Regions from separate parts of the Homo sapiens genome. Here region 2 is linked to region 1. A link is a contact called in ENCODE Hi-C or POLR2A ChIA-PET data. All regions are on one chromosome and are shown on one strand. The core of a region is the stretch at or near the end of the contact, and the rest is flanking DNA. Distances in the headings are between cores, read along the strand shown.

Evidence for each region. Hi-C counts contacts between places; a loop is a spot of excess contacts on that map. ChIA-PET counts read pairs that join two places held with the same protein, here RNA polymerase II (POLR2A). Pooled maps may share reads with other maps.
Region 2: a map of endothelial cell of umbilical vein shows a loop between it and region 1 (4-fold over the local background). The contact joins two enhancer-like sites. A Hi-C loop is called at or near these places in 17 of 168 maps with a recorded cell type or tissue (CD14-positive monocyte, IMR-90, PC-9 and 10 more) and 10 of 50 pooled maps. POLR2A ChIA-PET finds 5 or more read pairs at or near these places in 6 of 52 experiments (A549, A673, HEK293T and 3 more).

Annotation. Positions count from the first base shown.
Region 1 is chr9:134,339,835-134,344,530 of GRCh38, reverse strand. All of the region lies in intron 1 of RXRA (retinoid X receptor alpha), which reads right to left. Among named protein-coding and RNA genes, the nearest start is that of RXRA, 16 kb to the right of the region's middle. RefSeq lists a cis regulatory region at 107-117 and an enhancer at 40-184. Within about 2 kb of position 2,935, at least 20 of the 41 ENCODE cell types and tissues checked have a DNase peak (open chromatin) inside an H3K27ac peak, as active enhancers do; they include endothelial cell of umbilical vein, heart left ventricle, heart right ventricle and 1 more, where a contact is called at or near this core.
Region 2 is chr9:134,412,183-134,416,495 of GRCh38, reverse strand. All of the region lies in intron 4 of RXRA (retinoid X receptor alpha), which reads right to left. Among named protein-coding and RNA genes, the nearest start is that of MIR4669, 35 kb to the right of the region's middle. Within about 2 kb of position 2,500, at least 15 of the 41 ENCODE cell types and tissues checked have a DNase peak (open chromatin) inside an H3K27ac peak, as active enhancers do; they include endothelial cell of umbilical vein, heart left ventricle, heart right ventricle and 1 more, where a contact is called at or near this core.

The sequences.
Region 1 (4,696 bases), core at 1,686-4,185:
AACCAAGGACTCCACTTCCACCTTTTTAAGAGGAATCTAAGCCTTGGGCGGGTGCCCAGGGTTGGGGCTTTTGTCAAGAAACCTCCAGTTTCCCCCACCCTGCAGCTGCTGAGTCAGGAGCAAAGGGGCGGGACCCCAATCTCAGCCCCTTCCGGCGGCAAGGGCAGGAAGCTGCACCCCACAAGTCTCTCCAGACACCAGGCTAGATAGACCCCAAGCTGCAAAGCCAGCCCCCTACCCACTCCTCCACCCAGGGAGGAGACACACCACAGCCTCCGCACATGCCGGTGCCAGAGGAGGCTGGGAAAAAGGGAGGCCCAGGGCAGGGTGGGGGCAGACCTGTCCACATTTGTACTGCATGGGCCCTGGCCTGCCAGGTTCCTGGGGCCAGCTTCAAGCGCAGGGAACGCTGGACTCAGGCCTACAAGGATGGAAAAAGAAGGGCAGAGCAGGCACACACGCCAGGCAGAGGCAACGGTTTGAGAGGTGGCACAGAGGTAGGGCCACATAGGGCACGGCCCCCGGGAACCTCAGCAGGACCAGGCCCCATGAGGAAGGGCTGCATCCTGTGGGGAGGGCCTATGGGGAGATGCCCACCCCACTGTGGTAGGGCCACGAGGGCCAATGACCGGCCAGAAGGTGAGAAGACGCCAGAGGAGCCCATCTGCTGACCCAGCCAGCTGGCCCCGCCTTCCGGGAAGAAACACTCTTCCCCACAGTTGCAGAAGATCCTCTGCTTGAAGGAAGAACGCAGGCTCCCTCAGCTCAGTGCCGCGCCCGGCTGGGGACGGGCGGATGGAGGGTTGGTCCCGAGGCCCCCAGGCCCGTGGCAGTCCACCAAGTGCACACGGTCTCTCCTCTGGCCACTGAGCAAGATGGGGACAGGGCAGGGGACGTGACCCCTCAAGCCTATGTCAAGGTTGCACCCAGTGACTGGTCTCGCTTCCTGGCCCCGAGCAATTTCTAGGTCCTAGGATGGTTCCAGAACTAGCTGCCCCTGCAACCACTCCTCCCAAAAAAATGCTTCTTCCCATGAGATACAACACTCATGCCCTCCTCACGTTCCTTTGCCCTACACTGAGCGCCCCCTATTCCAGGGGCTGCAGGATGCTGACGGGCAATCCTGCATGAACCCCCAGAACCCAGAAGAAGAAACTCCTCCTCCCAGCCCTCAAAGACACTGAGGTTCAGAGGCAACCCCAGCCAGGGCCTTCCCTGCTCCCAGGCAAGAACTGAAGGACAGGCCTTACTTCAGTCAACCCTCACAACCACCTGGGCAGCAAGTGCCCTCACCCCACGTCACAGATGAGAAAGTCGACACTCAGAGAGAGAGACACGCTGCCCCAGGTCACACAGCATGTAAAAGGTCTGTGTGGGGCCCTGAACTGTGGGCCGCAGACAGCTTCCCTGGCTCCAGGGCAGGAACCCCCTCCCCACCTCCCAAGGCCAAATGCTCTGGGTCCAAGACACCTCCCAGGGCTGGGCAGGTGAAAATCCCATAATCTGCTGGGGCCTCTCTAGAAGGAGGTCCCCCCACTGCCTAGGCTGCGGGATTGGGTTTCCTGGCCTCTAATCAAAGGATTACCAGACAATCCCCAGCACCCACACGTGCCTGCATCCGCAGTCATGCCACCCACATCACTCACATACAAAGGGAAGGTCACTGTGGTGGTGGCAGGGCCACAGCCACCACCTGCGCTCAACCTGCTGAGCCAGCCAGAGCAGGAAGGGCCAGGAAGGCAGGTAGGCAGCCTCCTCCGCGGCGCTGTCCACTCTCCTATGGGGCCAGGTTCCCCCAAACCCACCAGGTCAGGGCGGCCCACACCAGCCATCTCAGCCCTGGAGACCACACATGGCCCTGTGGGAACCACAGGGGCCTCCTCCCGCAGCCCCGCAGCCCCACCACCTGCCTGGGCTCACAGCAGCTCCCAAGCAGTCCCTTGCCCACAGCTTGCTGTTACCACTCTGCCTGCACCAACCCACTGCCCCCCGCTGATGGCAGGAAGAGGGCGCACAGCACGCCATCCCAAGTGCAAGCCTCTGGGGCCTGACCACCTGGGGGACCCCTGCTCTCTGTGCCTCAGTTTCCTGGCAGGGAAAGGGCAAGGATCGGCCCCTCCATGCCCACAAGCTGTGTGGCCTTGAAGATCGGCTCAGCCTCTCTGAGCCCAGGCCCCCTCTGTAAATGAGGGCAACTCCCTCCCCCAGGGTTCTGGGAGGGCAATGGGCTTGGCACAAGCTGGTACCGGGGCACCTGGTGCACTGTGGCTTGCTAGTCCTCGACCCGGACCCCCGCCCCTGCCCTCACTCTGGCCTGGGATCCACAGTGGGTCCAGGGCTTTCTCCAGCCTGATCTCACAGTTCAGAACTCACTACCCACCAAATGCCAGCACGAGAGCCCCCACCCCGGGCCCAGCAGAGCGCCTTCAGGGAGACGCCTCCTCATTCGGGGTCTTCATGTCCCCCAGCCAGCAACACCCACCACAGGCAGGCTCCAGCTAGCCGGATGCTCTGACAGCCCCTACCCCCAGGGTTGGGCTTCACAGACCCTGGAGCACAGCGGACCCTCAGCAAGTGGGGCCAGGCCAGTAGTGGGCAGAGCCTCAACAAACCCAAGCCCAGCCCTGCCCAGCCAGGCCCCAGGCAGTGACGCTGCCAGTCACGCACCCAGCTCCAAGACCACACCGCCCAGTGCCTCTACCTCCCAAACTCCAACCTCAGGCCAAGACCCAGAGGAGGGGTGGCAACAAACAGTCACACACCAAGACATTCCCCTGCCACCATGCATGCCCCATGGTGCTCCCCATGGAGGGCGGGAAGAGGCCAGCCGCCCTGGAGCTCCCAGAAAGAGAGGAGCTCTGCCACCAGGTGTGTGCCGGCCAAGCTGCGAGCCAGCCCAACCCTGGGCCACCCATGCCCACGCCTCCTCCAAGGTCCTGGCCTGGGCCAGGAAGCCGGGTGGAGACTGGAGGGCGGGGGCCTATCTCACCCAGAGTTGCTAAAAAGAGCCAACGGGGAAGTAAAAATAGGAAATAAAAATAAAATGGCTCCAGCCAGGCCTGGTTGTTTGTGTAGGAAGCAAGGCCCCTCCCCAGCCAGCAGGGAGGGCTCGGCTCCAGGTTCCTCCCAGAGGAGGAATGTCCCCCCACCCTAGCAGCCCCCAGGACTCCAACCACACGCCAGAACCCCAGGCTGGAAGTGGCTCAAAGAAGAGTCCCAAGAATCTGGGTTCAAATCCCGACTCTGCTGTTAACTGGCCACATGATATTGGGCAAGCAGCTGAGCCCCTATCTGTAGCTCGGCCTCCTCATCAGCACTGGGGTGCAGGGAACGAGGGAGCGTGCCATGCTGTGCTGGGCACACACTCCAGGTACCACCACCCACGGCGGGGCCTGCGGTCACAGCTCCAGCCACCCACCTCTCCCTGTCCCCACCAGGACCCTCCCATCTGTGCTCTCACTCCGCCCCAAGGTGGGCCGTCAAGAGGTGAGGGCACGAGGCCAGGGTCAGGAGACAGCCTGGCTGTCAGCTCGCCCCGCTTGCCAGCCATGCCGCTCTCAGACCTCAATTTCCTCATCCACACAATTAGAGGAAGCCTTCCTTCCTCTCCTTTCCTGCGAGGCCTTTCCAGGGTTCACATGAGGCTCATTCGCACCAAAGCGTGTGTGACTGACCCTGGCTTCAGGATTGGCTCAGCTCATTCTCCCAGGGCGCAGAATTCCGCAGAAGACAGGCTCCTTGCTCCCGGAGCTGAGACACCCCAGCTAGAGGGCCAGGGAGGACCGCTTGGGCCACAGCTCACACATCCAATCTACCTGCTCAGCCTGGACGGCATGTGGCTTAGGCACTGCTGGCATTGCTCAAGAAGGCAGCTGCGGGCCGAGGCGTGCATCGAGGCTCATGCACCGAGACCGTCTGCCTGGGTGCCTGCAGAAAGGGATCTGAGTGCTTCGGGTGGTCGGTGATACCTGCCACGCTGTAGGCCAGAGGGCAGGCAGTGAGCCGGTGCCACGTGAGCCCCACTTAGACCAAAACATACTGCTTCAGAGTGCTCCCTGGCACTTCCTAAAGCCCCTCGGCCCTCACTCCTGGCTGGACAATTATCACCCCTGTGACACTTCCTGGGAACTGGCTGAAAGGTCAGTGGGTGGCATCACTGGTCTGCCCCAAACCACCATCCCCACGATGGCCAAAGTCTTTCTAGAACATATATCTGCCTGCAGCCCTCCACAGCCCCCTACAGCTTCTCATTCTCCTGTCCTGGACCCCGAGCCCTCAGGACCCTTAGCTAAGGAGGGAGCCGGACAGCACGGGCAGTGGCCAGTCTCAAACCTGGACCCGCAGGCACAAGCCATCAGAAGGTGTGGGGCACAAGACACACAGAAGCACACACAGGCACACATGCCGACACAGCACGGGCACAGGGAGACACGAGGACACAAGTGCACACGGATACACACTCACACAGGGACAGGGACAGAGGGACACAGACATGGGTGCACACAGATACAGGCTCAGACATGGACACAGATGTGCACAGAGGAACACACATGCACGGGTGCACACAGACAGGCTCACACAAGAGCACAGGCGTGCACACTCACATACACACAGGTTCACACACAGACACACACAGGCTCACACAAGGGCATGGATGTTCACAGACACACACACATGGGCTCACACACACACAGAC
Region 2 (4,313 bases), core at 1,251-3,750, 72 kb before region 1:
GACCATGCCCCATGCAGGGCACCGAGATGCCTTTCAATCTGTCCCAGGAAGCAGCCACTCGGGGGGAACCAGAAGCCGAGCATTATGACAAAATAGAGCGATGCTTGCAGGCAGCAGGATCTGCACCAGGCATGGGCTCCGGTCAGCTGACTCTCATCAGCCCTGGGGGTGGGCGCTCAGCAAAGGGGCCTGAGGCATGAGCCCTGGCTGCCCAGGCGCATGAGGCTCCTCCCGCCCCCAGCTTACCTCCACCTGGATTTGCCTTCCTCGACTGTCCACTTTGAACACTGAGGAAGCCACCTCAGCCCCTCTGTCAGCCTATCTGGGGATCCCAAGTGCCGGGGGACAGGCTAGGACCCAGATGGAATTTGGATAGAAGAGTCCACTTGGCTTATGGGCGGTTCCCCCGAGACACGTCCCCTTCCCTGAAAGTCCTGAGCTGGGGCTCTGGTCCCCAACCCCACCACCTCCTTCTGTTCCATCCACCACCCAACAACCCCAACACCGCCCCACAGGGCGGGCACTCACATTACCCCATTGTACCGGTGAGAAAACTATGGCTGAGAGAGAAAATGACTGGTCTAAGTGAGTAAACCGCAGAGCCAGAAAAGCAACAGCGACCATGGGGTCCTGCGGCCACCTCTGTCCAGCACAGCTCCACGCCCCTACTCCAGTCAAGGCCTCTCCACTCTCGCCCTGGAAATGCCCTTCCCACCGTATCTCCTCCGAGCTCAGACATGGACCTGGGGCCAGTTCCTCCCTCCCTTGTGCCCTCCTGCCAGTGTGCTGGGCTGGGTAGTCCCTGACCCAGGCCCCTTCTCCTCCTGGTCTGAGGCCTAGGATGGTGCCCTCCTAAGGGCCCAAGGGTATGGCCTGGCAGAGGGGTTCCTGAAGCTGCCACCTCTCTGGGCCTGTGGCGGGGCTCATCCCAGCCCCTCTAGGATGTCTCGATGGTGGGCAGAACACCTGGGGTACTCACAGGCACCAGCCACCCATGGACTGACCATGTCCCATCCCACCCTCCCACCCTCTGGCTTCCAGATGGGTTTGGCAAACGGTGGGAGAACATATCTGTGCCTGTGGCACCCTCCCTGCCCCTACCCGCCACGGTGTCAGCCGCCACTTTCTCCTGAAGCTACAGCTCCCACTGAGCAGCCGTCTCGGGGCTCTGCAAGCCCCTCCCTTCACACCCCCGGGCCCAGGGTCCCCAGTCCTGCCCTGATTCCCTTCATGCCGCCACAGCTCTGTAACAGCCCCACGTGGATGCCTCTCAGCCACCCTGTGCCAACAGTTTCCTGCATGGCCCACTGGCTTGAGCGAGGGACTTCCGCCCACACAGGGAGACTCAGGCGGGGAGGCCCATCCCCAGCTTCAGGATACACCAACCAGGCAGAGGAGCCAGCCAGGGACCCCGCAGTCGGCATGCACAGGCCTGGCCCTACTGGAAACCTGATGGTGGGTGGGGGCAGGATGGGGAGCAGGGCTGGTGGGCAAATGGCAAGGGTCTGGCAGAGGCTGCAGAAGGCTCCGGTCAGCCCCCACATGGGACTTCCATGAGCCCTCCAGAGGGCGGTGCTCATCCGGGGCGGGGTCACTACTGACACGACCCTCCATACAGGGTCCTGAGCCTATAGAGCCGACCCCACCCACGCTGAGCAGCCCCCGGGGCAGGAAGCCCCCGCACACGCAGATCTCAGCCAGCATCTGAGCTGAGGGGTACGGCACCTCCACTGGCCCAGGTCCCTGAGACCCTAAGGATGGGCAGCAAGGGCAGAATTCTAAAGTCTCAGTGCCAAGACATAGCTGGCACTGCTGTCTTCCCAGTGGGGAAGCTGAGGCTCTGAGAGCCAAAGGGGCAGGGCTGAGCGCTCAAGACAGTGAGCAGCCTAAAGCTGCAGGCCCTGGGATCCGACAACCCCAGCCCCACAGAGCCTGCTAGCCTGCCACAGCCCAAGCAGCCGTGTGGCCCCGGCCAAGTCCCCTGACCTCTCTGTGCCTCGGCTCCCTCATCCGTAAGATGAAAATGACAGCGCCCACCCCCAGGATGGCTCCAAGAGGAAGCGCCAGCACACGGGGGGCCTGGAGGTGCTCAGAGCTGTCACCGGAGCCTCCCACCCCACGCGCCAGCCCGGCCCGGTGCCAGGGATTTTCTCCTGCTCAGAGGTAGCCCCAGGGCATGGGGAGCCCCAGACAAGGGTGGCCCTGAGCGAGGGGCCTTGCTGCCAGTTCTCCCCAGGTGCCTGGAGCTGGGCTCCTTGGCACCTGCCTCCTCCGCCAGGGCAGCCGAGAATTAATTAGCGAGTGTTTTGTGAAGCACTTTGAAGCTGTGAAGGGCCTGGCAGCTCTGCCCAGCATCATTATAAATATGATCGCTTTATTTATAGGCTGGGGGGCAGGAGGGGCCGGGATTTATGCTTTGCCAGCACAATCACCTTCTAGACGAAGTCATGCTTGACTCATGTTCCGCTGGCGCCGGAGGCCGGGCGGGAGGTGTCTGTAAACACAGAGCCTCTTTACCCTCCAGACCAGAGCGTGGCGGCTGGAGGAGGCAGAGTGGAGGCACGGGGGAGGCTGCTCAGAGGCAGAGGAGACTCACACACCGCAGCCCAGTCCTCCCAGGAAGACCTGAGACTCCTGCCCAGGCGGACCCTCCCCAGCATCACTGGGGTCCCAGGCCCCCAGAGACAAGCTGGCCTAGGACTCAGGGTGCAGCAGCCCCTCAGAAGCAAAGGACATCTCCGACCTGCCACAGCCCCTCAGGGTCAAGCAGGAGGGAGGGGGTCTGGGGAAGGGCAGACAGCTCCGAGGCAGGCATGTCGGAGCCGAGGGGCATCCCCAGGCCCACTGGCTCCTCTGGCTTGGGTAGTGGCAATGGCTGAGTCCTTCCTCCGTCCCTTGTGCAGCCCAGGGCTGGGCCCAAGACAGGCAGGACCGAACTCCACCAAACCATTCTGGCCTCCTCTTAAGGGTGGGGAGACAGAGACCCAGAGAGCAGCGCCAGAGGCCACACAGCAAGCTAGAGTCTCTAAAGGGAGTGACTTACCTTCCCTCCAGGGCTTCAACCTAGAGCAAGGCATCAGAACACGAGAACCATGCACACACACGTGCACACAAACCATGCAGACATACACACACAGACACACAGAGACATACCACACCACACATACCACACCACAGACATATCACACACACACCACACGCACACCCATACACCACACAGACATACCACACCCACACCCACACGTGACCACTGCTCTCCAACCCCACCACCAGCCACGCACAGCACTCTCATCCACCCCCAAGCTCGCAGGGGTCTTCCTGATGCCCCCAGCCCATCACAGATGAGGAACCTGAGGACTGGGCGAGGCAAGGTCACTTGCCCAGTTCACAGGCCAGAAGGCAAGAGGGCCACACTCGAGCCCAGCCGGGGCTCCCTTCCCACAGCAGAGACCTGTGGGTCAGCCACATCCCTGCAGTGCACGCACATGCACACACGTGCACACATAGGTGCACACACGCCAGACCCTGCTGTTTCCACACCCAGTCCTTCAGAGCTGGAGGGTGGGCACAGGAAGCAAAGGCAGGCAGGAAGGAAATGGGAAGCAGCCTTCCTGAGGGAGGAGGAGGAAGCAGAATGGGGGACAGCCACTGCCCCCTCTAGACCAATGTCTCCCCCGACGACCCTGGGTGGAAGCTAGGTCTTTTCCATCGGACTGGGAACCCCCAAGGGTGAGGCCTGTCTTCCCCATCAGAGCACGTGTCCCTGCGGGACCCCCAACCCCTGCCCCCTCCCCGGCTTCAGCAAACAGGCCCAGGCTCAGCTTGGCAGAGGGCCAACACCCACCACTGCACGTCCCCCCACCTCTGCCCACCCCTGGTCCCGGGAATGCTGCGGAACGAGTCCCTCCTGGTGGCTGCCTGCGCGTGCAGGCCCCATTGCCCAACCTGAGATGCTATCAGCCTGTGGTATCCTACCGCATAGGGGTGGGAACCCATCTGCCCCAGAGCCAGAGTGGGCCTTTGCCGGGGGCAGAGTCACCGCATGGGGGCACCTGGGCCATCCTGCCTTCAGCCAGCCCTGGGACCAACCCCAGGCGACTCCCTCGCAGCACTGCACTGGGATGCGACGCCTCAGCTCCAGCCTGTTTCTAGGGGTCTGATCACAAACCGGGCCGAGGGACCACTTGACACCAAGGCCAGTGGGCGGAGCTGCCCACCAGGGGGCCTGACACTTAGGAGGGCTCAGTCCCCAGAGCCGACAGCTCCCATCCTGCATGCTCTGGGCCACAGGCACCTAGTGTTGGCCAACTTGG